2 separate regions of the Homo sapiens genome follow, and region 2 is linked to region 1. A link is a loop called in an ENCODE intact Hi-C map of the cell type or tissue named here. Cell type or tissue: tibial artery. All regions are shown on one strand. Each heading gives the region's core, and the rest is flanking DNA. Links, peaks and the distances in the headings are about the cores only.

Region 1 (15,996 bases), core at 5,211-13,210:
AGGACTACAGGCGCCCGCCACCACACCCAGTTATTTTTGTATTTGTCGTAGAGATGGGGTTTCACTACATTGGTCAGGCTGGTCTCAAACTCCTGACCTCAGGTGATCTGCCCGCCTCAGCCTCCCAAAGTGCTGGGATGACAGGGGTGAGCCACTGTGCCCGGCCTAGCTATTCTTTAAATTCTGCAAACAAACCAAAATATCACAATGGATTGAATTTAAAAGCAGGTACAGGTTTTCCAACTGTAAAACAGTGCCACTCTTCTCAGGAAATTTATTTTTGTTTTGAAAAATACAATTATATTTCAGAAGGTATATTAATGTGTAGTGGATAATCATTATTTCCTCTTCGTCTTTTTTTTCTCTCACCCAGGCTGGAGTGCAGTGGCGTGATTGCTGCTAACTGCGGCCTCCACCTCTTGGGCTCAAATGATCCTCCCACTCCAGCCTCCCCAAGTAGCTGGGACAACAGGTGGGTACCACTATGCCTGGCTAATTTTTGTATTTTTTGTAGAGATGGGGTTTCACCATGTTCTCCAGTCTGGTCTCAAACTCCTGAGATCGGGTGATCTGCCTGCCTCACCCTCCCAAAGTGCTGGGATTACAGGCATGAGCCACCATGCCTGGCATTATTTTCAATTCATTAATAAACATACGTTTTAAAACTTTTATCTATTTTAATTTCCAGTATGGTAAATATTGATAGATATAACCTGCATAATTAAAAGCTCTTTGGATTTTTTGATACTTTTTAAGAATGTAAAGATGTCCTGAGACCAAAAAATTGAAAACAATTGCTACAGATAATGCATTGTCAGACCTGGAGGCTGGTCGTAACACTTGACCCTGCTTTAGCCAGAACAGGTAGCTTAAGAGTCATTCAGGGACCAGATATCTCTGACAATTATCTATGTCCCTGTCTCTGGCAGACCCTCCTCTACCCAACAAACACACACACACTCCTACTCTTTTGTGTTCTAGGAAATCAGGTAAATAGATTTGTTAAAATTAAGTGTAAATTTGAATCAATAGACTTCAAACAAGGAAAAAAGAGAGTAAAGTGCTTAAATTTTATAACACCTATTTAGGAAACTCGGAAGCACTGTTTAACAAACTTAGAGATTCCCAATTTTTCTGGGAAAATGTCCCTTATTGCTTTCCCACGCAGAGTAGTGGTCCATGAAGCAGTAAGACCAACAGCATCTGTAGCTTGTTAAGGATGCAAATTCATGATTTCTTACCCCAGGCTAAGTCAGGATACACATTTTAAGAAGATACTGGCCGGGCGCAGTGGCTCACGCCTGTAATCCTAACATTTTGGGAGGCCGAGGCAGGTGGATCACTTGAGGCCATGAGTTCAAGACCAGCCTAGCCAACATGGTGAAACCCCATCTCAACTAAAAAAAAAAAAAAAATACAAAAATGAGCTGGGCGTGGTGTCACATGCCTGTAATCCCAGCTACTCCGGAGGCTGAGGGAAGAGAATTGCTTGAACCTGACAGGCGCAGGTTACGGTGAGTGGAGATGGTGCCACTGCACTCCAGCCTGGGCTACAGAGTGAGACTGTCTCAAAAAAAAAAAAAAAATCCCAATGTAATGTTTATGCACATTAAAGTTTGTGAAGCACTGCTCTAATATGAGGATTTTATAATCTAGAGTCTAAAATTCAAAAACACTTCTAATTTCCAGGATGGTTGACAGGCTATTTGGAACAATCTTCCTACTGAAAGAAACTAAAAAATATGAGTAAGACGTGTCTTGATGAAAGCATTAAAGAAATATTAAGACACCAAGAAACCACCACATCAAAAATGAAGGGAACATTCGTTCAGAGAAGTAAGCCAGAATTAGAATGCTCTTTCTCTGAGGTCATTTGCTAAAACCAGAAAATTAGAACCTAAGATTCTCAAGATGAGAAATATAGAATTAAAATCTGTAAATGGAAAAACCCCTGTGTTACTAGTGGAGAGTCTTGACTACGAGTTGTCCAGGTTCTTGGCATTTTGAACAAAAAATTAGACAAAACGCAAAAACAAAGCAATGAAAGAATGAAGCAACAAAAGCACAGATTTATTGAAACAAAAGTACGCCCCACAGACCGAGAACACTCCAATAATCAGCACGCAAGAGTGGGGGGTTATAGACTTTTCTGGGGTTTAAATACCCTCTAGAGGTTTCCCATTGGTTACTTGGTTTACACCCTATGTAAATGAAGTAGTGGCCCACAACCAGTCTGATTGGTCGTGGAAGCGACCAATCAGAAGCTGAAATGAAGTTACAAAGTTATACCCCTATGCAAATTAAGACTAGGCCCACGACCAGTCTCATTGGTCGCAGGAAGGGACCAGTCAGAAGTATTTTCATTTTTCATCTGTGAGGCAGAAAAAGGGGAGAGGGGTTACAAAAAGGAGTTTTTCCTTTTGATTCAGTTCTGGGAAATCAGTGTGAACCCGCCTTAGGTTCCCTGCCTCCAGACCGTATTCTCCTGCCTCACCTGGGTCAGAAACTCTCAAGCCTTGAACCTGGTGCCTAGAAGGAACAAATATATATCCTCTTTGGGGAGGCGTCTTTATCAATGGGTGGCAAATTATTCCTTTTGAATACAATGAGCAGACCTGTCACAGACAATTAGGCTCTCACAGAAAATAGGCAAGAACCAGAGTATTAGAAGCTATAGTGACTAACAAAATCAAATGCAGGCTTGAAGATTCTTTAGGCAATAGGAATCTTTCAGAAGTCACATAGAAAATTTGAGAAAGAACCTCATAGAACTTGTAGAAATAATAAAATGCAATAATTGAAATAAAAACCAAAAGGACGGATTTCATAGCAGTTTGTACATAGCAGAAGAGATATATTAGTGAATTGTAAAATAGGTTAGAAAAACGTTTCCGGAGTGCAGCATGGAAAGACAAAAAGATGGAAGATTCCAGTGACAAGGCAAGAGATATAGAGCGAAAAAGCCCAATATAGGCTGAAAGCCTAGAAAGAGAAGAGAAAGACAATGTGGCAGAGGTGATATTTGAGGAGATCATGGCTGAGAATTTTGTGGAACTAATAAAAGGCATCGATCCGCAAATTAAAGAATCACAGTGAATCCTAAACTGGATAAATAAAATGAAATCTACACTGCAATACGTCACCGTGAAACTTCAGAAAAACCACCAGAAAGTGATAACCTGGGAAGTAGCTAGAGAGAAAAATGCACACGAGCCAGAGGGACTGAGAGCTGACTTCTCAAAGCAACTCTAGAAGCCCAAGATAACAATTCAACGGGCTGGCAATAATTGCTAACTTAGACTCCCACACTCCACACAAACGTCTTTCAGAAATAAAGACAGTTTCATACAAGGACAGTTGAGAGAGTTTGTCACACAAAGACTTAAATTCTAAAGGATGTACTTCAGTTAGAAAAAGGATAATTCCAGTTGGAAAGTCTGTGGTACAAAAGGAAATGAGGAACAAAGAAACTGGTGAATGTGTGAATAAATCTAAATGAACACAGACTACACTAGGCAATGATCATAATGTCCTGAAGGGCTTAAAAATAGAATTAAAATACATGAAAACAGTTGCAGATAAGTTGAGGGAGGAATAAATGCAGTTAAATGGAGAGGGGAGGGCTAAAATATTGATTAATGTTAGACTTGGTTAAGCTAAGAATGCATGTTGCAATTTCAACAGTAAACTCTGAATAAATGGAAACAGTGTATGTAACTTCCAAATGAATAAAAGGGAAAAGTAGAATGCTAAAAAATAATCAATCTAAGAGAAGGCTAGATATGAGAGAAAAAGAAACATAAAATAGGCAGGACAACTAGAAAGTATAAAGATAGAGAGCCAGGTGGCCAGGTGCGGTGGCATACACCTGTAGTATGTACTACTTAATGGCTGAGGCAGGAGGATCCCTTGAGCCCAAGAGTTCCAGGCTATAGCATGTGCCATGACTGTGCGTGTGAATAGCAACTGCACTCCGGCCTGGGTAATATAGCAACACTCCATTTCTTTAAAAAAAAAAAAAAAAGGCAGATTAAAAAACACTTTTTATTACAGGAAATTAAGTACCACAAAAATAGGCCAGGCATGGTACCTCACACCAGTAATCCGGACATTTTGGAAGATTGAGGTAGGAAGATTGCTGAAGCCCAGGAGTTTGAGACTAGCCTGGGCAACACTGTAAAACCTTGTCTCTGAAAAAAAAAATTAAATTAAATCAAAATTAGCCAGGTATGGTGGTATAGGCCTGTAGTCTAGCTACTTTGGAGCCTGAGGCAGGAGGATTGCTTGATCCCAGCAGCTCGAGGTTGCCGTGAGCTATGACCGTAACACTGCATTTCAGCGTGGGCAACAGATTGAGACCCTGTCTCTAAATAAATAAAAACAAAATATACAGAATAGTATAATGAACCTTATGCATCCATTATTCTAATACTTAACAGTCTAGTTTCATTTATCTTTCACACTTTTTCCTAAAGTATTTTAAAACAAATCTCAGACATCATGTTATTTTATTCATAAACATTGTAGAGTGTATTTTTATTAAAGACTTTAAAATTATAATACTAAAATACCATTATCACAAAAATGGTATATTTAAATAGAAATATATCAGAAATTATGTAAAATGTAAATAGATTAGATAATCTTGTCTTTTTTTGTTTGTTTGGTTTTTTTGAGATAGAGTCTTGCTCTGCCGCTCAGGCTGGGGTGCGATGGCACGATCTCGGCTCACTGCAAGCTCCACCTCCTGGGTTCAAATGATTCTTCTGCCTCAGCCTCCTGAGTAGCTGGGATTACAAGCATGCACAATCAAGCCAGCTAATTTTTGTATTTTTAGTGGAGACGGGGTTTCCATGTTGACCAGGCTGGTCTCAAACTCCCGACCTCAAGGGATCCGCCCACCTTGGCCTCCCAAAGTGCTGGGATTACAGGCACGATCCACTGTGCCCGGCCTAGATAATCTTGTTACAAAAGACAAAAATCGTGAAACTATTTGTTTTTTTTAAACCCACTGTATGCTATTTACATCTTAAATAAAAGGATTCAGGAACGTTGCAAGTACATAATGGAAAAAGATATGTAAATAATAACCAGAATAAAATATGTGCAGATAATGAAAGAAAAAGATGTTTTACATACATGATAGAGAAAAGGTGGGCAAAGTTCTAACGCCAACAGCTTCTACTTCCCAGGAGTTGGATCCACATTCTTTTTTTTTTTTTTTTTCATTTTATTTTTATTTTTAGAGACAGGGTCTACGGCAGGAGGACTGCAGTGGTATGATCATAGCTCACTGCACCCTTGAACTCCTGGGCTCAAGTGATGCTCCTCAGTAGCTAGGACTACAGGCATGAACCACCACGGAGTTTTTTCGATTTTTTGTAGAGGGCGTCTCGTCAAATTGCCCAGGCTAGTCTTGAACTGGCCTCAAGCGATCCTCCCGCCTTGGCCTCTCAAAACACTGGGATTGCAGGCATGAGAGGCTGCATCTAGCGAGCTAGGAGTAAACCTTAGCTCTGCTCACAAATGAAGAACAAGGACTTAGGAAGCTGACTGGCTGGCCAGAGATGCTGCTGATGAGGGACAGAGGCCCCAACACTCAGAGGAGTACCCCTTCCACTTGCCGCGAGGCCTTCCTAGGCCTGAGAAGGGGAAGGTAGGGGGGTTTCTGGGAAGGAGATGGAGGCTCAAACTTTTGTTAACAAGATGGACTTCTTCGTCCCTGTTATAGATAGAGCTTGGGGGTCATTAAGAGCGAGGGCAAGGCTGGGCACGGTGGCTCACACCTGTAATCCCAGCACTTTGGGAGGCCAAGGTGGGTGGATCACTTGAGGTCGGGAGTTCGAGACCAGCCTGACCAACATGGAGAAACCCCCGTCTCTACTAAACATACAAAATTAGCCAGGTGTGGTGGCGCATGCCTGTAATCCCAGCTACTCAGGAGGCTGAGGCAGGAGAATTGCTTGAACCCGGGAGGCTGAGGCAGGAGAATTGCTTGAACCCGGGAGGCTGAGGCTGAGGTTGTGGTGAGCCAAGATCATGCCATTACACTCCAGTCTGGGCAACAAGAGTGAAACTCCGTCTCCAAAAAAACAAAAAACAAAAGCGAGGGCAAGAGTGGGGAAGCACTGGCTCCAGTGTTCCTTCACAAACGACAACTGAGAGGGACAGGAAAAATAAATGCTGTGTGCCCCCTTGGTGTTCACGCTCCTTGAGCTCCTGTTGGTGAGGTCTTTCCTGGTGGAGGGCAGTGGGGAGGCAGTGTGAGAAGGGGGTGCTCAGGCCTTGGCCCCAGGCAGGAAGAGTGCAGCTTAGTCCCTTTGGCTCCTTTGTGGACTCTGTGGCCCTGACACCCCAGGACCCCAGGCAGGTCCTGAGGCAACCTCGGAATATTTTGTTTCAGGTGCTTCCTGCAAATCAGCCTCAATCTGATTTCACTCGCGCGGTCTAACAACAGAAAGGGATTATAGGAAGGAAATGCGGCCCCTGGGGGATTCAGAATCTGTGGCTCATCCAGACCAGTCCAGATCCATCTGAGAGGAAACCAGTGTAGCTTCACAGCGAGTCCTAGCAGATTCCTCCCCAGTTACGCCAGCCTCCTCATGCTGGCCAGAAGGAGCTGGGATGCAGGATCCTGAGTTGAAATTCAGCCTCATGGACACAAACAACATTAGGTTACACACACACCAGCACACACACACCCACGTACACATCCCCACTTGGGCCTAGTCAAATAAATATACAGACCTTTTAGTTTCACTCCCTCCTCAACCAAGACTTGAGTTTTAGCTACACACAGACACACACACACACACACAAAACCACTTGCATACACAGACATACTGTGCTATTCCAATAAGCTTCCCTTCCTGGGTTGGTGGTGGGGACCAGCTAGTGATGGCGGGAGTGGAGGTAGCAGAGCCTGGGGCTCCCCCTAGCCTAGCAGAGTGATGAGAAGCAGGACCCGTCCAGGAAAAGAGCCACCCACCCACTGCAGCCAGCAGCCTCGCTCTTCCCAGTAGGGAGGCACATGGAACCCATCGTGCTTAATTTTCCTAAAAAAGGTTTCTCTTCAGATCATATAAATCTTTTGCCTCTTACTAAAAAGCCAAGTGCAGTGAGATCGCTCTCACATGAAAGCTGTCATGAGTCCAGTTTACTCTGTGCGTCCTTAATGTGACGCCTGAGGGCAGTCGGTGCTGTGGAAAGCACAGGCTTCGGAGCTAAACCCACCAGATTTCTGACCTGGATTTGATGCTCGATTTGGTGCTCTCCACCCTCTGAGCCTCAGTCTCATCACCTGTAAAATGGGGATAGCATAGCAACCTCATTCATAAAGGATGGTTCCTGGAACACAGTAGTTGCTCAATAAATATTGATTTTATGTCTTCCCAAATTTCTGGCCTTCAAATGACATCTGCTTGCCTGGGTCTTTAGAGCCGAGAATGGAGTCCTGAGACCAGCAGAGACCTCACCTTTGACAGTTCAGGAATTGAATCTTGTCACCCATCTCCCTCCCTCCCACCATTGCCTCACCTGGCTTGGCCACCATCTTCACAGTCCCTCTCTCTAGCCCCTCTTCCAGATTAAACTCTGTGGTTCAGTGTGAAAGGGCCAAGGGGCAGGGAGACAGTTTGAGGAGAAAGCCCAGGCCTGGCTGCCACTGGGAGGGACAAATGCAGGCTCCCCACAGCCAGACCTGACCCACGAGGGAGGGTGGGACACAGACTCTGGTGGTGTGCCCCCAGAGGTCACGTGAAGCTCTCAGGAGGCAGTGAACAAACAGTCCCTCCAATTTTTCTTCTTCTTTTTTTTTTTTTTTTTTTTTTTTGAGATGGAGTCTGGCTCTGTTGCCCAGGCTGGAGTGCAGTGGTGTGATCTCAGCTCACTGCAACCTCCGCCTCCTGGGTTCAAGCAATTCTGTCTCAGCCTCCCAAGTAGCTGGGACTACAGGTGCTCACCACTACACCCCGCTAATTTTTGTATTTTTAGTAGAGGTGGGGTTTTACCATGTTGGCCAGACTGGTCTCGAACTCCTGACCTCAGGTGATCTGCCTGCCTTGGCCTCCCAAAGTGCTGGGATTACAGGCATGAGCACTGTGCCTGGCCTCACAGTTTCTTTTGACATCACTGGGACACCTGACTTCGGGATCCAAGTGCAACACAGACGAACACACAGGCACATCGGGAGCACCAGGATGGTCAGGAACTTTGCATGACCAAGGAGACTGCTGGATTAATGAAATTGCACCATCTTTTGAAAGGGCCTCAAGGAGAGTTCAGTCCTGAGTTAGCCTTGGCATTAAAAATAAAACTGTACTTCTGTTCAGACTCATCCATTGCAGTGAGAATGATCTGGGTGGGCTTCGAATATCAAAAGCCTCCAAGGGGAATGGCTTAGAGGGTGAGCAATCTGTGATCTCACGTGACAAGCAGTCCAGAGCCATGGACTCCAGTTCTTTACTTTTTTCTTCTCTGCTGTCCTTAGCCCTCAGGTTGAGGCCCTTCCTGGCAAAGCTGCCCTAGGCCCAGATGTCACATATGCATGACAACGTCCGGGGACCATTTGCCCCAGCAGATTCCCTTTCATTTCTGATTGGCCGGCAAGTGGCTGAGGATCGTCTTACTCGCACCCTGGTGCTGGGCGCTGACCACCTCCCGAAGCACTTGGCCAGGGGGAGAGGATGCTGGACACAATCAGGTTCTCCTGGGGGGAGGAGGGAGGGAATGGCTGCTGGAAGGGTTCTACCGGGGACTCCTACAGCAGCTTGTTAGATCTCCTTCCTCCCAATTCCCTGAAGTTGGTGGAACAGGAAGAGGACGAGAAGTCATGTTTGTATGTTGTCCCCTTGGAATCTCTCAAAAATCCGCAATATCCCGATTTGAGAAATGAGCATCACAGAGAAAGCAAAGCGGTAGTTGGAAGCTGCCAAGCTTGTGAGCAACGAGACGGAATCCACGCCCAGGGCTTTCTAACGGCGGGGCCACGCCCTCCACACTCCACCTCGGCCCTCTGCCCTGCGATGGTGCAGAGACAGGGTGTGGTCAAGGGGCCTAGGGTGAGGGTCCTGCCAGTACTTTACAGGAAACTCCCCCTCTTTTAGCCTCATTTGTCAAAGAAAGGGCTTAGACACTAAAATCTTTTAAGTTTCCTTCTAGCTCAATCTCTCTTTGATTTAATACCTTCTAAAAGAGATTTGGGGCCCCAGAAAAAAAGAAAGCAAGAAAGCAACTGGCACTTCTGTGGTTGACTCAGCACAGAGGCCTGGACAGGCATCAGGAGGCTGGGCTCCTCCTATTTTGGGCCTCGTGAGTTCATCCTGAGGCCTGTGCCAGTCCCTGCGGTTTCTCATCTCTCCATCCTGGTCTGTATGACAAAATGGCTAAAAATACCGGGCTCCCCGCGGGCCCGCCACCCGGCTAACACCCTCCCTTGAATCAGCTCATTTTTTAGTCTTGGGTATGCTGCAGATGAGAGTCCAGGACAAGCCACCTTCGGAAGCTCTGACTCCCAGGAACCCCGCTTGGGTTGGTCCTTGTGCTCTGGTGGAAGAAGCTTGGGCGCTGTCCACTTCCTAGGCAGGTAACTTGGCATGTCTGAGCCTCAGTTTCCAGGTCTCCTCATCCCACAAATACACCTACAGATTGTGTGAGTGACAAGCCTAATCCTGCTGAGGGCTTGATCCGCGTAGATTCATGCTTACCCTGGACCCCTCGTCAGCTGGGTCCCTGCAGGAGAATTTTCTCCCAAGGAAAACCTGGGCCTGTCATCACTCAGGCCTGCACATTGACCCAGTTTCTCGCAGGCTTTCCTAAATTGCTTTCTGAAACAGTCACGAAGGTGAATCGTTGTGTGCAGCCACTGCAGGGACAAAGGCTGGCACGCTGGTCATCCCATTTCAGGTCCGTGTGTCCCATTTCACTGCACTGTCCTGTGCCAGCGCTGCCCAAGTCTTCGAGTGCTCCGTGGCCTCCCACCCCTGCCTCTCCGTGGGCGGCTTCTGTGAGGCCTCCGAGAAGCAGGAATGAAAGGTGACGTGAAAGGAAGCCGGGCTTGCTGTGGTCAGGTGAGGGCCAGCACAGTGAGTTTGAGAACATCTCACCTCCACAAGCAGGAGCCCTACAACCTTGGGACATTGTTTCATCTTCTGGACTCTCAATATTGGCTTTGAAAAAAATAAAAACACCCCTTTATCTTGTCTGAAGAAAGGAATATGAAAAAAAAATCCATCTCCTTTACATGGAAGATGTGAGGACCAGAGGAAAAAGACACACATACCAATTTTATTTTATTATTTTTTCTTTTGAGACGGAGTCTTACTCTGTTGCGCAGGCTGGAGTGCAATGGCACTATCTCAGCTCACTGCAACCTCCGCCTCCCTGGTTCAAGCGATTCTCCTGCCTCAGCCTCTTGAATAGCTGGGACTACAGGTGCCTGGCACCACGCTCAGTTAATTTTGTTGGTAATTTGAGTAGAGACGGGGTTTCACCATGTTGGCCAGGCTGGTCTTGAACTCCTGACCTCAGGTGATCCACCTGCCTTAGCCTCCCAAAGTGCTGGGATTACAGGTGTGAGCCACCGTGCCCGGCCACACATACCAAATTTGAGAGCTCAGTGTTTTGTCCATGACATGCATTTGCCAATGTTCAGAGCACCCAGTGGGTGCCAAGCCGGTGCTCGGGGCTGGGGTGGGCAGGGTGGGGGGAATTGCACTTCGCCGGACTGCGTGGTGCCCCCTTCCCCGGGAAGAGAGACTGGAACCATGCAGTTTCCATCACTGGGACAGAACCTACACGTCCTGTGCTGAGTGGCCTCGTATGCTTAGCTTGGTCAGGGGCTGGCGCTGCGGGGCCAGGCTCAGGGGCTTCATTCTCACTGGTCGTGGGCCTCCGCGCTGTTGGCTGCCACTAGAAAGCTTGTATGCCAGAGACTCCGGCTCTGAAGTTGGACTCCAGTCAATCTGCCCGTGCCCCTCGGGTTCCCCAAGAGCTTTCCATGTAGGAATGCAACTGTTCTCACGGAGCAAAGACAGAAGTGAGGGCCACCACCCTCTTTTCTCCTTTTCCTTTGTGTTTTATGCACATATATTAAAGAGAATAGCTCTAGAAGGTGTCTTGTAGAAACACAACAGCAGTTCCTGCCCCTGCTCCCTATTTCCCTCCTTGAAGTAGCCTCTTTCACTTTGCTTACTGATTTTTTTGTTGTTTGGTTTTTTTTAAGACAGGGTCTCGCTTTGAACACAGCTCACTGCAGCCTCGACCTTCCAGACTCAAGCGACCCTCCTGCCTCAGTCCCCCAAGTAGCCGGGACCACTGGCATGCGCGACCACTCCCAGCGAATTTATTTTTGTATTTTTAGTAGAGATGGTCGTCTTGCCATGTTGCCCAGGCTGGTCTTGAACTCCTGAGCTCAAGAGATCCGTCCACCTCGGCCTCCCAAAGTGTTTTTAGCTGATTATCGGGATGCCTGTCTATCTCTAGAAGACAGGCTTGCATAATTACTTTTTTTTTTTTTTTTTTAGACGGAGTCTCGCTCTTGTCACCCAGGCTGGAGTTTAATGGCGCGATCTTGGCTCACTGCAACCTCTGCCTCCTGGATTCAAACGATTCTCCTGCCTCAACGTTCAAGTAGCTGGGATTACAGGCGCCCACCACCACGCCTGGCTAATTTTTTTTGTATTTTTAGTAGAGATGGGGTTTCACCATGTTGGCCAGGCTGGTCTCAAACTCCTGACCTCAGGTGACCCACCCACCTCCACCTCCCAAAGTGTTGGGATATGAGCCACCCGCCCGGCTGCATAATCACTTTTTAATTTTTCAGTGTGGACCCCATCACTGACTTCTCATTCTGGAAGGTGGAAATTAAGCTCATTTTCCACCCTCTGCTACCCCTACACATGTGAATCCTTCAGTCAGGCCGAACCCCTGTTGTCTCTAAGGGATGGTACCACACCGTGTCCAGGAGGCCAAAGAAGAGACCCGGATCCAGTGAACGAAACGTAGGGTTTATTGAGGGCTTACCTACAGGACAGTTCAGGAGTGGCAGCTGGACAGGAGAACTGCTACTGTTTGTAAAAAGCGTGCAGTTTATGTAGCATTTTCACTTAGCAACCTCCACCTAGCAACCTTCATTTAACCCAAAACAAAGGGCTTCTCGATTCCTTGTACAACCTGTGTTCAAAGGAACGGACCAGGGGTTCAGATGCCATTTATAGATAAGGAGGGAATTTTCAGGTTGGCCACTCCAAGATTCCTTAGCTCAGAATGCAGAACACACACAGGGTCACTCTCAGGGTGTGCTTGAGTTATTGCTGTCAGGTGCATCTGCTATACACCTTCCTACACTCTTTCATCCCTATGGAATTATGATATAATTTTGGTTAGATTCATAGCCACCATATGTCATTAAGCCATGGAAATACTTTAGATCAGTTAAAAAATATAGTAAATATCATGACTAGTTTTCCTTCTCTACTCAAATTTTTGTTATCCTTGAAGTTAATAATTGTCTTTTTATGGTTTAATTTTCTGTGTGCTTATCACCAATTCAACTCCAAACTTTTCACCAGTTGTCTCAAGGTCCTCTCGAGACATTCCAATGTACCAGGCACTGCTAGGTTCATCTTCCTGAAATGGTCAGTCTCTCCAGGCACTTTCCTACCTGCGCCCTGTGTCCAGAGCGCACCTGTCATCCCAGCATCTGCCTGTGCCTCATCTAGGGACCACCCTCAGCTGCCTTTCCATGCGGGGGTGCTTGTTTTCTGTGCCCAGTGACTCTTTCTTGGGTTACCCCTCCTTTTAAAGGGGGGCATTCTCTAGAGGTTTCCCGAGAACGGAGTCATTGCAGGTAAGCCTTTTGGGTCCTTGTGTGTCTGAACGTGTCCTGTTCTAACCTCTCCCTGATGAATAGGTTAGCTATTTGTAGCATTCTAGATCATAAACCAGTATCCCTTGAATTCCAAAGTCATTGCTCTCCTATCTTTTAGTTTCCAGGGTTGCTATAGGATATCAAGCCCATTCTGGGCTGGGTGTGGTAGCCTGTAATCCCAGTAGTTTGGGAGGTCAGGGCTGGTGGATCACTTGAGGTGAGGAGTTCAAGACCAGTCTGGGCAACATGGCGATACCCCATCTCTACTAAAAATACAAAAATTAGCTGGGCGTGGTGATGCACACCTATAATCCCAGCTACTCTGGGAAGCTGAGGCATGAGAATCACTTGAACCCGGGAGGTGGAGGTTGCAGGGAGCTGAGATCGCACCTCTGTACTCCAGCCTGGATGACAGAGCGAGACTCTGTTTCAAAAAACAGGAAAAGAAAAAGAAATGAAGCCCATTCTACTTCCTAGCTTTTGGAAAGTGACCTGTTCCCGTCTCTGGAAGCTTGCAGGATCTTCTGTTTGTCCACAGTATTCTGAAATGTCCCAGAGATGAGGTCTGGTGTGTGTCTGAATGCCTAATGAGGAAAGGTGCACTCCGTGGCTCAGTTCTCTAGAGAAGACATTTCCAGTCTCTTCACCGAGGCAAAGACCCAGCTTCAGACCTCAGGTCTGCTATGGGGGCAGTGGTCTGAGCATTCAGCATTCATGTATTCGCTTAAACCTGCCATCTGTGGTGAGAGTGTATGTCCTCAACTGTGCCTGCATCCCCCAATCCCAAGAACCACTTTTACTCTTCTCCTGAGAAGAGACCTCCAATCTTCTCCTGGGGAGGGAAAGGGCAGGTGCTCATGAGTGAAGAGGGGACCTTGGGACTCAACTACTTTTCTGGATCCTTTGAGTCAATCCTCCTTATTTTAGTAACCCGTTTACTTGAGTGCCAGAGGTTCTTGATACTGTTGATTTCTTGAGAATTCCAAGGTGTGCATCTAGTTGGTTCTCAATTTTCTCTAGTGTGGGTTGGAGATTTTGCTTTCTGGGGCCTGCTAAGTCTGTTACCATTCTTCCATCTGCTTGCAAACATCGTGGTCTGCTCTCCTGTTATTTGTGTGTGTGCACGTATGTGTGTGCATGTGTGTGGTTGGATGTATGTCTGTGCATATGTGTGTGTGTGTGTGAATCTGTTTACTATCATTCTGGTGGACTTTTGGGAGGGAGTGAAATGAGATGTTCTGTCTGCCACCTTCCCCAGCAGCCTGGTTTCAATATTATGAACAAAGTCCAAAGGCCTCAGAGCACAGAGTTCACGCCACGAACCACCCAGTGGTTTTTCCATCACAGAGAGATGGTGAGCGCCTTTTCAGGCTGGGGGAAAGAGTTTAGAGAGAGTCTGAAAAGGAAGTAAGTGGGTTGCTATTGTGAGTCCCTGAGAGAAGGGTCAGAAGGCTGGCGAGGGTGAGGGTGGGAGCAGCACAGACCCCAGGTAGGTTGAGCAGGTGCTCTGCACGCTGTCTGGGACTCTGGGAGGAGAGGGCTGTGCAGGGCCTCTGTGCTGTCATGGAGCAGGATGGCAGGGAGACAGGGTGGCATGGTAGGAACAGCAAGATAAGGGCCTGAGAGATCCCTGCTTGCCGAGCGTTCCACAGCTGAGTGTTCCAGAAGACCGAGGGAGGGGACACCAAGAGGAGAAACTAGAAAACCAAGCAGAGTGAGCCCCACCTTAGGCTGAGGCCAGTGAGGGCAGAGGCCAGTGCCGGCATCAACAGGTGGGGACATACACTCTCCAGGGCACCAGATGACCCTCAGGAGAAGAGAAAGGGGACCCAGAGTCATGAAGCCATAAAGTTGTCAGAGCTGGGGGACCTGTAAGAAACATCCAGTATCCCAATTTTTATTTATTTATTTATTTATTTATTTATTTATTTATTGGGATGGAATTTCACTCTTGTTGCCCAGGCTGGAGTGCAGTGGCACAATCTTGGCTCATCGCAACCTCTGCCTCCCAGGTTCAAGCGATTCTACTGTCTCAGCCTCCCAAGTAGCTGGTATCACCCGCCACCACGCCTAGCTAATTTCTGTATTTTTAGTAGAGAAGGGGTTTCACCATGTTGGCCAGGCCGGTCTCGAACTCCTGACCTCAGGTGATCCACCCACCTTGGCCTCCCAAAGTGCTGGGATTACAACAGGCATGAGCCACTGCGCCCGGCCCCAGTGTCCCCATTTTAAAGAGGGGATTCGGGGGTTCAGAGAGGGAAAGAGACTTGTCCCAGGCTGCTTAGTCAGTGCAAGACACTGTTCTTTTTGCGATGTCCCTGAAGAGGGTTGATAGAGTAATGGTTTACTCATCCAGGAGTCCTATCCTTGGACTGACCCGGTTCTGTCTGTCCTGCTCTGTTTGTCTAGATCTTCATCAAAGTTATTTAGCTAAAGCTTATTTTCACCAGTTGCCCCAAGCATACGTCAGTATGGTCACGTGACTATACAAGGAGCTATTCTATATGGACCATAGGGGAGGGGCAGGCGTTCACCAACTGGAGGAGAAAGGACATCTGCAGCAGAAGGTGTTCAAAGGTGTGCACAGAAGTGAGGAGATAACGAACAGTATGTTTGGGGAACATAACTACCTTGGAGCCAGGATCTCACATTGTTCAGCATCCCGAGTGACACACTGAGTGGCCCGGGGCAGAACCGTGTGTTCTCGAGCTGTATGCATCATCATGGGCCCACCTGGGGGGACTTCTGATCTACACTTCTGCAGAGAACGTTCCCTACAGCCACGGACCAAGGCATCTGAAGAAGGCACATGCCTATCTGTGACTGGTTCCACAGTGACTCATCAGGTCTTAAGTTTTTTTAAAAAAGGCTGACTGAGGAGGTTTCCAGACCTGCACTTTTCCAGATGGTTCTGTGGGCTTTGGCCTGAGGTTGGGCTGAACCCTGCTGGAACACGGGCGATTGGAAAGGTTCACCGAAGAGTGAGAACAACTCCAAACCTTCTTCTACCCACCCCTCCAACATGAAAAAGTAAAAAGACTAGGAGAGGAAATGGAAACTCTAGCACTTCTCTTTTGGTGAAACCTTATGAAAATAAGTCAATTTCTTGCCTTTGTGCTTCCTTTGGA
Region 2 (15,996 bases), core at 3,022-11,021, 130 kb before region 1:
TCAGCATAAATACTGACATTTAAAATTAAAGCTGTTAGGTCATTATTTTAAAGTTTTCCAATAGAGTATAAATACCTCAAAGATTTGACAGCCACAGTGGTAGCCCAGCCTCCAAGATGGCCCCCAATGATGCCTGCTTCCTCTTCTACACTGGGCCATAGTTGGTCTGTGACCACTAGCATGCAGCCGAAGTGATGTCACTTCTGAGGTTAGGACACAAGAAACTCTGTCCTCCATCTCAGGTGCTCTCTTGCTTGCTTGTTTCCTCTTGAATCACACACTCTGGGGGAAGCCAGCTTTCATGTCATGAGAACACTCAGGAAAACTATGGAGAGGTCCAATAGAACAGGTCAGCAGCCAACAAACACCAAGGAGCTGCCAAAGACTATGTGAGTGAGCTTGGAAGGAATTCAGCCCCAGGCAAGCTTTAAGATCACTGCAGCCCCTGACCTACCATCTGACTATAACTAAGCTACTCCCAGATTCCTCAGCCTCAGAAGCTGGGAGATAAGTGTTCGTGGTTCTAAAGCTCCTAAATTAGGGGTAATTTGTTACACAGCCACTATCATCTGTTCAAAAAAATACGTAAACAAGTTGATGGGATCCTGGGTTCTTAACACCTGAAGTGATGCTTTTAATTTAGGATTTAATAAAGATAATTAAAAATATTTCCTGAGGTTCCCCAATCCCATGCTGTGGAATTAATTATTCATAATTTAGATACCGCAAGTGAATTTAAGAGTAAACATTTGCAGTTATTAAACACATGAGCCACATATGGTTCTGCAGTTAACTACCAAACCCACACAAGTACCAGTAAAACCTTGTCTAAATGACCAGAGAACTAACTGGTTCTGGCTGGGTGTTTTGTTTCCTTCTATCTATTTCTCTAGCTCTATTTCTCTTATTAGCCAATTTTGTCTTACACCAACCCCACCAGTTTTTATAGATGGATAGAGCCATCCTCACTGTTTCTAAAATGGTAATTATTCCTGCATTTGTATGCTTTTTTGCTGATGAACAAATCTGTGGAAAGCAGTCGCTTTAAGTATGAGTCAACCCACAAATAAGACAACAGATGCCACTTAATGAAAAATAGGACTTTATACAAAGTCATGTGCCAAGAACTCTAATTTCTAAGGTTTTGGTTAAGAAATTTTAACCCATTTTAGAAAAAATCAACCTTTTTTTTTTTTTTTTTTTTGAGACGGAGTCTTGCTCTGTCGCCAGGCTGGAGTGCAGTGGCGCGATCTCAGCTCACTGCAACCTCCGCCTCCCGGGTTCAAGTGATTCTCCTGCCTCAGCCTCCCGAGTAGCTGGGACTACAGGCATGCGCCACCACGCCCAGCTAATTTTTGTATTTTTAGTAGAGACGGGGTTTCACCATATTGTCCAGGATGGTTTCAATCTCTTGACCTCATGATCCGCCCACCTCGGCCTCCCAAAGTGCTGGGATTACAGGCATAAGCCACCGTGCCCGGGCAAAATCAACCTTTTAGAAAAATGACAAATATGCATGGGACAAAGCAGAGACATCTGCAGATCCTCACTGATGAACAGATGATTTTGGGGGGAATTTTTTTTAATTGTTATAAAGTCTCCTTTCTTTCTTTTTTTTTTTTAGAGACAGGGTTTCACCATGTTGCCCAGGTTGGTCTCGAATTCCTGGGCTCAAGCGATCCACCCACCTCGGCCTCCTAAGGTGCTAGGATTACAGGTGTGAGCCACCACATCCCACTGATATGAACCACCATTGTGTGCAGAAGTATCATACATCCTACATATTGTATGCCACATAAAATATGGAGCTGTGTCTGTTCTTTTCCTTCTTAAATCCCTGCCTCTCTCCCTTGAGATCTCGGGGTAATTGAACCACATGAATAACTGAACTTAGAGAGCAGACTAGATAAAGAGAACAAATGGAAACTTGTGCTGGTTTGAAATTACCTCAGGTCTGAAGTGGCCAGAAGTCATTACTCTTGGGTTGACAGGCCCCAGAGAGGAGACTCTCACCAATTACCCTCCAGTTCCACAGCAGCCAGAGACCTTAATTGAAAAGCTGTTCTACTTAGGGCTCTTCAGAAAAACCGAACTTGATTGTTCAATGTTTAAATTCTGAAAATTTTACTAATATTTTAAGAATTATACCAAAGAGATACACATTATACCTTTGGCCTCAAAGAAATTATACTCTAAAAGATAGATATATATAAACACACAAACACCCAAATGCATCAGGAAAAATAAGGATCATGGATTTTTTTCACGTTAACTTTTTGGGTTTGTGTTTTTTTTGAGATGGGGTCTCGGTCTGCCACCCAGGGTGGAATGCAGTAGCACAATCTCGGCTGACTACAACCCCTGTCTTCTGGGTTCAAGCGATTGCTTGTGCCTCAGCCTCCCGAGTAGCTGGGACTACAGGCGTGCACCACCATGCCCAACTAATTTTTATATTTGTATAACAGTGGAGATGGGGTTCCACCATGTTGCCCAGGCTGGTCTTGAATTCCTGGCCTCAGATGATCTGCCCACCTCAGCCTCCCAAAGTGCAGGGATTATAGGTGTGAGCTATCACGCCTGGCCCACATTAACTTTTTAAAATAAATTTTCATTTTAGAAAAATTTCAGATTTACCGAAAAGTTGCAAAGATAGTATGGAGTTCCTGTTTCACCCAGCTTCCTAAATGTTGACCATGATGATCATGGTATGTTTGTTAAACTAAAAAAATAATACTGGTACAATACTAGTAACTAAACTGCAGACATTTGGATTTTTTTTTTTTTTTTGAGACGGAGTCTTGCTCTGTCACCCAGGCTGTAGTGCAGTGGTGCGATCTTGGCTCACTGCAACCTCCTTCTCCCGGGTTCAAGTGATTCTCCTGCCTCAGCCTCCCAAATAGCTGGGACTGCAGGCTTGTGCCACCATGGCCGGCTAATTTTTGTATTTTCAGTAGAGATGGGGTTTCACCATATTGGCTAGACTGGTCTCAAACTCCTGACTTCAGATGATCTGCCTGCCTCTGCCTCCCAAGTGTTGGGATTACAGGTGTGAGCCACCACACTGGCCGGATTTTTTTATTTTTTAATGTGCCTTACGGTCTTTAAGAAATTTTGGGGCCAGGCACAGTGGCTTACTCCTATAATCCCAGCACATTGGCAGGCTAAGGAGGGATTGCTTGAGCCCAGGAGTTCAAGATCAGCCTGGGCAACAAATAAAAAAAATTAGCCAGGCATGGTGGCACATGCCTGTGGTCCCAGCTACTCAAGAGGCTGAGGCTGAGGCAGGAAGATCACTTGAGCCCAGGAAGTCAAGGCTGCAGTGAGCCATGTTTGTGCCACTGCACTCCAGCCTGGGCAACAGAGTGAAACCCTGTCTCAAAATAGATAATTAAATTAAATTTAAAATTATGATAAAATACACATAACACAAAATTTACCATCAACATTCAATACATTTACAGTGCTGTGCAATCATCACCACCATCTGATTCCAGAACATTTTAATCACCCCAAAAGGAAACCCCATACCCATTAAACCACCTTTCCCCCTCCTCCCAGTCCCTGGAAGCCACTAATTGGACTGCAATTTTGTCACTAATGTCCTTTTTCTGTTCTAGGATCTAACCCAGGATACTACATTGCATTTAGTCACATTACTGTTATACTCTTTAGGTCAAATAAAGCTATTTTAAATATTTCATTCTCGGCTGGGCACGGTGGCTCACGCCTGTAATCCTAGCACTTTGGGAGGCTGAGGCAGGTGGATCACCTGAGGTCAGGAGTTCAAGACCATCCTGGGCAACATGGTGAAACCCCGTCTCTACTAAAAATACAAAAATCAGCCAGGCGTGGCAGCATGTGCCTGTAATCCAAGCTACTTGGGAGGCTGAGGCAGGAGAATCACTTGAACCTGGAAGGCAGAGGTCGCAGTGAGCTGAGACACTGCTACTACACTTAAAAAAAAAAAAACAAAAACTCTGCAGAAGCAATAGTTAATATACTTAGTGGTGTTAAAGGAAACTGTCCAGCTCAATCCCTCACTCTCTCTCCTTTGAACTAGTCCCTATCATTCCCATAATACCTGAAGTGACTTTCTTACCTCTGCTTCCTCTCCACCAGTACCTCTACCTGTCTTCCATAACACCAGCTAAATGTCTCCTATCCATGGGCTTTTTCTTGGTTCTTTTATAGCCCGTCCTTCATTTTATCTTGCATTGTTGCTTCTTGATGGTATTTTGGTATTTTCTACCAAAGCACAAGTTCGTAAAGGTGAGGACCCTACTACCTTCCATATCAAATAAGTGTTCTGCCTAAGGCAGTTAACAGTTATTTATGAAACAAATATCATTATCTGACATACAGCCAGATACCTCACAATTTCCCTCATCTAAATAAATTAGACAATTTAATGCTTATAGCGGCAGAATTGTGTCTCCCCTGCCCAAGAAAATAAGTTCAAGTCCTAACCCCTGGTATTATGAATGTGATCTTATTTGGAAACAGGGTCTTTGCAGATGTAATCAAGTTAAGATGAGGTCATACTGGATTAGGCTGGGCCCTAAATCCAATGACTGATGTCCCTGTAAGAAGAGAAGTGACACAGAGACACACAGAGAGAGCACCGTGAGATGATGGATGCAGAGATTAGAGTTATACACCTACAAACTGAACACCAAAGAGCGCCACGACACCAGAAGCCAGGAAGAGGCAAGGAAAAGACTCTTCCCCTGGGCCTTCAGAGGGAGCATGGCCCTGCAGACACCCTGATTTTGGACTTCTGGCCTCTAGAACGGAGAGAATAAATTTCTCTTGGTTTTTATTTTATTTATTTTTATTTTTTATTTTTTGGTTTGTTTGTTTTGTTTTTTTGAGACAGGTTCTCTCGCTCTGTCACCCAGGCTGGAGTGCAGTGGCGCCATCTCGGCTCACTGCAGCCTCGATTTCCTGGGCTCCAGCAATACCCCCACCTCAGCCTCCTGAGTAGCAGGGACTACAGGCACATGCCAGCCACCACGCCTGGGTAGTTTTTTTAGTTTTGGTAGAGACAAGGTTTCCCATGTTGCCCAGGCTAGTCTCAAGCTCCTGAGCTTAAGCAATCTACCCCACTGCGGCCTCCCAAAGTGCTAGGATTACAGGTGGAGCCACCGCACCTGGCCATTTATCTTATTTTAAGCTATCCAGTTTGTGACAACTTATCACAGCAGCGCTAAGAAAATATTACAATGCTTATGGAACACAGCCTAAGGTTACCTCCCCTTCTGCCCTTCTGCCTTTTCTCCTGAAATTCCTCTTGCCTGGAATATCCTTGCTCTATGTATCCAGCTATGAAAAACCTAAGCATCCTTCACTGGCATCTGAACGTTCTACTCACTGGCATCTGAACATTCTGATTTGTAGATTGCAGGTCTGCACCATTTTTTAGTAGTCTTAGTCTTTTAAAGATCCCATTTATTTTGTCACAGTTCTGGAGGCCAGAGTCCAAAATCAAGCTGTCAATTATGCAAATATTTGGTCCTTCAAAGCCATTCTTACATAGGGTGATGGAGTCAGGTAACCAGCAGAGAGCAGGGAGACTGTAAAATTACATCTTTTTCTATTCCTGGCTACTTCTGAGTTCTGATAGTAAATCTCTTGTGATTTAATCATTATTCTTTTTTGTTTTTGAGACAGGGTCTAGCTCTGTCACCCAGGCTGGAGTGCAGTGGTGTGAACATGGCTCACTGCAGCCTCGACCTCCCGAGCTCAGTGATCCTCCCACCTCAGCCTCCTGAGTAGCTGTAACCACAGGCACGTGCTACCAGGCCCAGCTAATTTTTTTTTTTTTGAGATGGAGTCTCGCCCTGTTGCCCAGGCTGGAGTGCAGTGGCGTGATCTCAGCTCACTGCAGCCTCTGCCTCCCAGGTTCACCCCATTCTCCTGCCTCAGCCTCCTGAGTAGCTGGGATTACAGGCGCACCACCACATCCAGCTAATTTTTGTGTGTGTATATATATATATATTTTTTTTTAGTAGAGATGGGGTTTCACCATGTTGGCCAAGTTGGTCTCAAACTCCCGACCTCAGGTGATCCACCCACCTCAGCCTCCCAAAGTGCTGGGATTACAGGCGTGAGCCACTGCACCCAGCCAATTTTTTAATTTTTTTATAGAGATAGGGTCTTGCCTTGTTGCCCAGGTTGTTCTCAAACTCCTGGGCTCAAGCAATCCTCCCGCCTTGGCCTCCTAAAGTGCTGGGATCACAGGCATGAGCCACTGTGCCTGGCCTGATTTAATTCTTCTTCTTCACCTGATCCAGTTTTCTCCATGAAGACTTGAGACCAAGTCACAGTAGGTTTGGACCCAAATGTATGCTGCTCCTCTCTCCCCATGTTCTTTGCTTCTGTTCTTAGCCTGGGGTAAAGTCCTCCTTGTCCTGGGCCAGACATACTGTCAAGAGAAAGCTTGGTATTGGACTGACTCCATTTAAAGAACCTTATTTTATGAATCTGTCCCAGGAAAATATAGTAACTCGTTAACAGTTTTGAATGATTTGTTCTTTGCTTTTTGGCAAATTTCAGTTTATCCTTGCTAGAGGGAAAACAATAAAATCCACAAGTAATTCCCAATTTTCAACCTAGCCCAGCAATTTAACCTCCTCACTCACTTTGCCAAGGCTACTAATAAGTAGCTGTGTGCCTGGCCTGCTTTCCTTCTCTCCTCTCCCTGGTCCTGCCCATTGGCAGGGAGCCTCTTGTGAGTCATAAGATGACCAAGAGATCACACGGCGAGAGACTGAAAGAAAAGCAGCAAAGCCCTGGGTAATCAAGGCCCTAAACGGAAAGTGTCAGGATCTTGGGGTAAGTGGCTTTTATATCTTTGAAACTGCTCAGTAATTTTCCAGAGAGATGTTGGTTGGAACCCAGTGGAGTTGTGCCCCGCCCATAGTTAATGCTCAATAAGTTTATTAAGTCAAGAAACAAATTTAGGCTTGGCGAGTCCTGCCTGATGACAGGTAAACCCATCCTTATACAAGAATGGATCATTTACCCACCTCGCTTAGGAAAAAGAGGAGGTTATCAGGTTGTTAAGAAACGGGGCCAGGTCCAGGGCCAGGGCCGGGCACGGTGGCTCACACCTATAATCCCAGTACTCTGGGAGGCCAAGGTGGGTGTATCACTTGAGGTCAGAAGTTCAAGACCAACCTGGCTAACAAGGTGAAACTGTCTGTACTAAAAATACAAAAATTGGCTGGGCACAGTGGCTCACGCCTGTAATCTCAACACTTTGGGAGGCCGAGGCAGGCAGATCACCTGAGGTTGGGAGTTCGAGACCAGCCTAACATGGAGAAACCCTGTCTCTACTAAAAATACAAAATGAGCAGGGCGTGATGCCACATGCCTATAATCTCAGCTACTCAGGAGGCTGAGGCAGGAGAATCACATGAACCCGGGAAGCAGAGGTTGCAGTGAGCTGAGATGGCGCCATTGTACTCCAGCCTGGGCAACAAGAGCAAAACCCCTTCTCAAAAAAAAAAAAAAAAATTAACTGGATGTGGTGTCATGTGCCTGTAACCCCAGCTGCTCGGGAGGCTGAGGCAGGAGAATCGCTTGAACCCGGGAGGCAAAAGTTGCAGTGAACCAAGATTGCACCACTGCACTCCAGCCTGGACAACAGACAGACCAAGACTCCGTCTCAAAAAAAAAAAGAAAGAAAAAAAAAGAATCTGGGCTGGACACAGTGGCTCATGACTATAATCCCAGTACTTTGAGAGGCCGAGGCAGGAGGGTCACTTAACCCCAGGAGTTCAAGACCAGACATAGTGAGACCCTGTCTCTACAAAAAATAAAAAAATTTTTGTAGATTTTTTATCTACAAAAATCTGGGCGTGGTGGTGGATGCCTGTGGTCACAGCTACTCAGGAGGCTGAGGCAGGAGGATCACTTGAGCCTGAGAGGTCGAGGCTGCAGTGAGCTGAGATCGTGCCACTGCACTCCATCCTGGGTGACAGAATGCAACCCTATCTCAAAAAAAAAAAAAAAAAAAAGAACCTGCTAACCTGCTACTCTAGACCCCCTGCCTTGAGGACGGTGGCATTCACATTGCAGCTATTGTGAAAAATGTCCCCAGAGTTTACAGGCTACAAGCTAACAGTGGCACTCCGACTGGGAGCCCAGAGGGCAGGCTCTAGGATCCTGATCAATGAGATCTGCTTATGAAAACATCTTAAAACCTGGACTACAGAAAAAAGCACTCTTGCTTCCATACTGTTCAGATTATGTATGCAAAACGAGTAAGAACTGCCCAGCCAGTGTGCCTCTCTGCTTAATATAGAGCTTAGAAGTCCTCTAATTCTGTTTTGTTTTGTTTTCTGAGACAGGGTCTCACTTTGTTGCCCAGGCTGGAATGCAGTGGTATGAACATGGTTTACTGCAGCCTCGACCTCCTGCGCTCAAGCGATCCTCCCACCTCAGCCCACAGAGTAGCAGGGACTACAGGCACATGCCACCATGAGGTTTTGCCATGTTGCGCAGACTGGTCTTGAACTCCTGGGCTCAAGCAGTCCTCTGGCCTCAGCCTCCCAAAGTGCTGGGATTACAGGTGTGAGTCAGAAGTTCCCTAATTCTGATATGTGTGGTCACTACGCAGTTCTGTGCTTTGCTTCCAAAGGACTGATCACCTTGAAGAACCAGAATATAAAGAGGTTACGTTGGGGGAACATTACCATTTATTTATTGGCTTACTCTGAAAGACAAGTAAGTTAGTGCAGAATCACAACGTTGGCTCATTATTGGTATCATGGGCAGCCTGCAATGTTTGCTCATCATATCTATCTAGTTATATATTGATTATTTACATTCTGCTTTGTTCAATAAATAATTTGAAAGCATACATCCATTAAAAACTTCAGGGCCGGGCGCGGTAGCTCACACCTGTAATCCCAGCACTTTGGGAGGCCGAGGTGGGCAGATCACGAGGTCAGGAGATCAAGACCATCCTGGCTAACACAGTGAAACCCTGTCTCTACTAAAAATACAAAAAAATTAGCCAGGCGTGGTAGCAGGCACTTGCAGTCCCAGTTACTCGGGGAGGCTGAGGCAGGAGAATGGCGTGAACCCAGGAGGCGGAGCTTGCAGTGAGCTGAGATCGCACCACTGCACCCCAGCCTGGGCAACAGAGCGAAACTGTGTCTCAAAAAATAAAAATAAAAAATAAAAACTTCAGTTAGGCTGGGCACAGTGGCTCACACCTGTAATCCCAGCACTTAGGGAGGCTGAGGCAGAAGGATTGCTTGAGCCCAGGAGTTCAAGATTAGCCTGGGCAACATAGCAAGAACCCATCTCAAAAAAAATTATAATAAAAATAAAAACTTCAGTTAATAACATAGATGCGAATTTGAAATATACAGAGGAATGTGGTTGCCATCTAGTCCGATGATGTTTTCAAGCTCTTGTGTTTTGGGGTTTTTTTCTTTTAGCTATAGTACCCTATCTGCAAAATAAATCTTTTGCAGGATCGTATTGTATAAAATGGATGAAAACAGAGCTATTGGGTTTGAAGCACTCCTGAACCCTCTCATGGAACCCTATGTCTTCCTGGAGTCTACAGAGCTATTGGGTTTGAAGCACTCCTGAACCGTCTAGTAGAACCCTATGTCTTCCTGGAGTCTACAGAGCTATTGGGTTTGAAGCACTCCTGAACCGTCTAGTAGAACCCTATGTCTTCCTGGAGTTTACAGAAAAAGAGACTCAGGGATTTTCCCAAAGCACACTGCAAGTTAGGGGCAGGAATGACAGCCCAGACCTTCTGGTTTCCAGTCCAGGGCTCAACTGCCTAAACAGTGGCATCTCTTCAGGCAGGCCCTGTCAGAGGCAGGTTAGTATTTTTATTTTACTTCTTTTTTTGGTAGAGACAGGGTCTTGCCATGTTGACCAGGCTGGTCTCAAACTCCTGGCCTCAAGTGATCCTCTCACCTTGGCCTCCCAAATTGCTGAGATTACAGATATGAGCCACTATGCCCAGCCCAGGCTAGTTTTTTTTTGTTTTTTTTTTTAAAAGAAACTGTCTTGCTCTGTCACCCAAACTGGAGTGCAATAGTATGATCACAGCTCACTGTAGCCTGGAACTCCCCGGCTTAAGTGATCCCCCCACCACCTGAGTAGCTGGGACTACAGGCGCATGCCACTAGGCCTGGCTGTTTTCTATATTTTGTAGATACAGGGGTCTTACTATGTTGCCTAGGCTGGTCTTGAACCCCTGAGATCAAGCGATCCTCCTGTCTTGGCATTCCAAAGTGCTGGGATTACAGGTGTAAGCTATTGTGCCCAGGCCTCCAGGCTAGTTTTTGATTGCCACCTGACAGATGAGTTTGCAATCCAACATTTGCTGGTAACAGGATCATCCACCCAGCACAATATACTCAAAAGGAGCAGCTGGAAGGCTAGTCATTCACTAATTGCCACCTCCAGTGTCTCAATAACGAGGCATTCAAGTTGAGCATTTAAGGCAAAATTCAAAGAAATTAGACATCTATTTTGGGAGACATGAGAGGGCACAATGCTTTCCTACACAGATGAGAGCTCTTAACTCTTTGTGAGGTAGAGGGATATTTGCCTTTAAGAAAGTAGGTGGATGAGGCCAGTCATGGTGGCTTATGCCTGTAATCCCAGCATTTCGGGAGGCCAAGGTGGATGGATCGCTTGGGCTCAAGAATTTGAGACCAGCCTGGGCAACATGGCAAAACCTCATCTCTATAAAAAACACAAAAATTAGCCAGGTGTGATGGTGTGAGCCTGTAGTTCCAGCTACTCGGGAGGCTGAGGTGGGAGGATCACTTTAGCTCAGCAGGTGGAGGTTGCAGTGAGCTGTGAACCACTGCACTCCAACCTGGGTGACAGAGCTGTACCCTGCCTCAAAACAAACAAAAAACCCTGGCCCGGCACGGTGGCTCACGCCTGTAATCCCAGCACTTTGGGAGGCCAAAGTGGGCAGATCACTTGAGGTCAGGAGTTTGAGACCAGCCTGGACAACATCATGAAACCCCATCTCTACTAAAAATACAAAAAATAAGCCGGGCATGGTGGCAGGTGCCTGTAATCCCAGGTACTCGGGAGGCTGAGGCATGAGAATCGCTTGAACCTGGGAGGCAAAGGTTGCAGTGAGCCGAGATCATGCCACTGCACTCCAGCCTGGGTGACAGAGTGAGACTCAGTCTCAAAAAAAAAAAAAAAATACCCAAAAACAAAGAAAACAAAACAAAACAAAAAACCCCAGAAAGTAGGGGGGTGGCGCAGCTTAATTTGGGTATATAAGCTCTCTTCATCTGATTTTAACCTATAAAGGACTCAGAAGAAAATCATTAGTACCCATTATTACATTAGAAGTAATATCTCCCCCCAAGCAATCAGGAAGTTTCTTCGCTTAGGATGGAATATGTTAGCAATAGGCTTTCCTTCACTTTAGGGAAGCTGCTCATTCTGCTATCTGGACAGCAGGAAGGAATTCTTGGCTGAAAATTCAGAAGTCAAGGGCAAGCCAAATCTTCCAAACCCTTTATCACTTAAGGCCTTCTAGTCATGCACAAAAGGAACCAATTCACGCTAAGCAGAAAAAGAGCTTACTGGAAGGCTATCTAGCAGTTCACATAATTGATGAGAAAGCTGAAACACCAGACTCAGAAAACAGGAGTCATGGGAAATGGGTAGTGGAGACTCAGCCAAAGCCATGCCCAGTGGTCTGGAAGGACATCACCACCAGCACTGCTACCGTGAAATACAGCCTTCTAGACACCACTGGACTGTCCATATCACCAAGAGTATATCCTCAAACATTCCTGCCTTTTTTATCCCTTCCCTCAGGATTCTGAGTCCTGGGTGGGAGCATCCAGTCAGCTGAACTTAGTTCACAAGCCTGCATTCCAATGGCCAGGTGATGGGACTCTGGCTCTGTCTCCTGCTAAGACTCATACAACAGCACGGGGGAACAAAGTTTTCAGATGTTCAGTAGGCAAATATCAGCAGTGTCCACTAGAGTTCCTTCTAACTTTAAGTCCTACAGCCAATTGATCTGAAAACAGGAAAAGGATGAGAAATAACTTGAATAGCACTACAGGGACCAAGCTGTAAAGAATCAGATCCTATCTCTGGTGAAGCCCTCCAATCATCTCCTAAAGATCTTTAATTTTGCAAAACCATCACTAGTAAGGGAGACTAATATCAAAGTGAACTTCATGAGAATCCATTTCTCAGGCATTTCTTTTTGAGGCAGGGAAATGTACCAATCTAGCTTTTTTTTTTTTTTTTGAGATGGAGTCTCACTCTGTTGCCCAGGCTGGAGTGCAGTGGCACGATCTCAGCTCACTGTAACCTCCGCATCCTGGGTTCCAACAATTCTCCTGCCTCAGCCTCCTGAGTAGCTGGGATTACAGGCACACGCCTAATTTTTGTATTTTTAGTAGAGACGGGGTTTCACCATGTTGGTCAGGCTCATCTCGAACTCCTGACCTCGTGATCCACCCACCTCGGTCTCCCAATTTATTTTAAGATGGAGTCTTGCTCTGTTGCCCAGGCTAGAGTGCAGTGGCACGATCTCGGCTCATTGTAACCTCCGTCTCCCGGATTTGAATCTTGACTCTTCATAGTTGAGTAACTTTGGACAAGTCCCCTAATCTGTAAAATAGGCATAATGCTTCAAAGGATTGTTATAGGACTATATGAGATCATTTACGCATTTTGCATGCAACAAATATTTGATGATGACAGCCATCAGGCTAGGTGAACAGAACAGAAGGACCCTGTGCCTAGCACATAATAGGAGCTCAGTAGATACCTCCTAAATGTACCTGGTTGTTTCATGCCTTTATAGTATTTTAATTTTTTTTCTTTTTTTCTTTTTGAGATGGATTCTTGCTCTGTCGCCCAGGCTGGAGTGCAGTGGTGTGATCTCGGCTCACTGCAACCTCCACCTTCCGGATTCAAGTGATTCTCCTGCCTCAGCCTCCCGAGTAGCTGGGATTACAGGTGTGCACCACCACGCCCAGCTATATAAATATATTTATATACATATTTGTTTCACCATGTTGGTCAGGCTGGTCTCAAACTCCTGACCTCAGGTGATCCACTAAGCTTGGCCTCCCAAAGTGCTGGGATTACAGGCGTGAACCACTGTGCCAGGCTGCATATTTCTTTAGCAATGTATGCTGAATTATGTAGTAATGAGAGAACATAATGTGTTATTTGCTTTGAAATGTTTCAGCAAAGAAAAATAAATTACCGCATAATAAAGAATTAAAGACCGGTTGCCATGGCTCACACCTGTAATCCCAACACTTTGGGAGGACGAGGCAGGCAGATCATGAGGTCAGGAGTTCGAGACCAGCCTGACCAACATGGTGAAACCCCATCTCTACCAAAAATACAAAAATTAGCTGGGCGTGGTGGCACACACCTGTAATCCCAGCTACTCGGGAGGCTGAGGCAGGAGAATCACTTGAACCCGGGAGGCAGAGGTTGCAGTGAGCCAAGATCACACCACTGCACTCCAGCCTGGGCAACAGAGCGAGACTCCATCTGAAAAAGAAAAAAAGAAAAAAGAATAAAAAGAACTAAAATACTATAAAGGCATGAAACAACCTGGTACATTTAGGAGGTATCTACTGAGTTCCTATTACGTGCTAGGCACAGGGTCCTTCTGTTCTGTTCACCTAGCCTGATGGCTGTCATCATCAAATATCTGTTGCATGCAAAATGCGTAAATGATCTCATATAGTCTTATAACGATCCTTTGAAACATTATGCCTGTTTTACAGATTAGGGGACTTGTCCAAAGTTACTCAACTATGAAGAGTCAAGATTCAAATCCAGAGACATCTGACTTCATTTCCCTTCATTAACAACCATCTAAGGAAGTTCCTATTACTTTGGGAACTCCTAGTAGCAGGTGGTTAAAAAAAACTCCTGGACAACATACTATGCTATTTGAATCATCCTACTTCTTACGCGTTCCTCCAGGATGCACTCTTCTCCCATTCTGAAACTGACAGTTCTCTTTACAAACTGTGTATGTTTCATTCCTGGATTGCATCTGAGCTGCCGCCATGGAACGGGCATTGAGTTTTAGCGTGTGTGATGTCCCATGTGTTCATTTTGTCTCCCCACACTATAAACTTGAGAGGCAAGGCCAACTCTTTTATGTCTTCAAATGCTTTGCTGCCAAACACAGGATTGGAAATGGCCAACAAAGACTAAAATGCTACTTCTCTACCCTTTTCACTATGCCATCTACTGGAAATTTAAGCAAGACTTGCAGAGATCACTTCAGGTTATCTGTTCCCCTGCAAGAAACACTTGTGGTTTGGCCTGAAATAGTTTTCTGCTGATTCTTTCTCTACAGCCCTGAACCCTAAAAACAAATGAAATGCATCAACACAATACTAAATGCCTACATATTATTACTATTATGTCTTTAAAAAAAGAGTGAAAGCTTTTTCATGTTTGCTTTAAATCAACCATGTAGAAACTGGAGGGACCAGTGAAGAGGAATAGAGGGAATGAACTCAAATGCTCTAACTTGCAATAGGACAGTTGGGTTCTTACTTTGACTCACCTGACCTTTACAACCATTAGCCAGCTCACATGATGCCCAAACAAGTTGCTGAGCCTCCTGCCCATCCTCTGTATATATCCCTGGTTTCCTGTCTCAAGCTTTAGGCTAATCTCCATCAACACTGACCTCACATGAATACTAAATGCAGATGTCTGACCTCATATTTCTCTGCCAGTCAGATCCCTGGCCTCTTTACTACAGACCTTAAGGACCAGTTCTCAAACTCATCTCATTGGCATCTTTTCACATCACGAAATCTATCTGGTCAGGATTTGAATAAAACTGTATTTTTACTTTAATACAAAAGAGTCAACATGGGCAGTGACTAAATAAAGGGGGTGGGGACAGAGTTAACACGAGCCACCTATGCTGTTACATATATATATATCCCGATTAATTTCAGTTGGTGAAGAGGAAGACCCTCGGGCACAGATTTCAACACTGTGCTGGACTCAGACCCAAAATCCTTTGACTTATTTTTATTTTTTGGGATGAGGTCTCGCTATGTTGCCCAGGCTGGAGTACAGTGGCTATTCATAGGCACTATCATAGTGCAGGGTAGCCTTGAACTCCTGGCCTCATGATCCTCCCACCTCAGCCTCCCTAGTGGCTGGTAGCTGGGACTACAGACACAACCAGCCCTCTGACTTATTTTTACTACTCTGCTGTGAAACTCACCCGATCTTTACTTTGGCCTTCATTATTGAGGCTTCCTTAAAGCAGTGGTTCTCAAAGTACCAGGTCCTGATCAGCAGCATCAGCATCAATTTGTTAAAAATACAAATGCTCTATGGGGCCCTACCTCAGACTTACTGAATCAAAACTCCTTAGTCAAGACTTAACTGCTGGTAAGTGACTGAGTTTTTGGTCAAAGGCATTTCCTTTTAGCACTTGTTCTCTGGGTCCTGATTTTTCTTTACTTATTTCAACAGAATGACCTTTCCCATTGTATTCCATCAGAGAGTGCTAATTAGAAGCAAAACCACAGCTTAATTGTCTTTTTTTTTTTTTAACTTCGCATTCCCAAGTTACACCGTCATTTTCTTTTTGTGACTATGCCCTTGAAAATCTAGGGCAATAGGTCTGCTCAGTGTTGTTGATTTTCTTATCCACAAGACTGGTTTCACTTTATTAGAACTTTCTAGTTCCAAAATTAGGCTATCCTGCTAACTTCCTTCCCACTTGAGTGTTCCACTACATACATTCCACAGCCCTTTACACTTGGAAATACTTTCACACATTGGCTTGCAGGCTAGATAGATTGTCCACCTTTTATCTGTAAAAGGTAAAACAGAAACTCAGTGAGATTAAAGCCATAGCTATAAAGTAGTGAAGTTTAAAGTTCTGGTACCTACTTCAGTCCCTGACTCATAACAAGCGCTCAATATATTTAACAAGTATGTGAATGACCATGGAAG

What was found. Peaks named below come from ENCODE experiments on the same cell type or tissue, not always from the same donor. Only the 100,000 strongest peaks of a DNase experiment are listed, where the experiment ranks them.
Region 2: it touches region 1 in a loop (2.3-fold over the local background); 16 of 110 quality-filtered maps call a loop at or near these places.

What each region holds. Positions count from the first base shown.
Region 1 is chr2:9,683,985-9,699,980 of GRCh38, forward strand. All of the region lies in intron 3 of LOC105373418 (a long non-coding RNA gene), which reads left to right. Among named protein-coding and RNA genes, the nearest start is that of YWHAQ, 61 kb to the left of the region's middle. RefSeq lists enhancers at 8,162-8,961, 9,115-9,174. In tibial artery, for the core only: no CTCF peak of the experiment used is centred there; DNase peaks (open chromatin) are centred at 8,967, 9,367, 9,797, 10,707 and 2 weaker places; H3K4me3 peaks cover 951 bases; H3K27ac peaks cover 1,955 bases.
Region 2 is chr2:9,558,877-9,574,872 of GRCh38, forward strand. LOC101929643 (a long non-coding RNA gene) reads left to right here and starts at 6,206. Exons shown (of 3, transcript XR_922777.3): 1 at 6,206-6,834; 2 at 9,489-9,850. In tibial artery, for the core only: no CTCF peak of the experiment used is centred there; a DNase peak (open chromatin) is centred at 6,735; H3K27ac peaks cover 4,064 bases.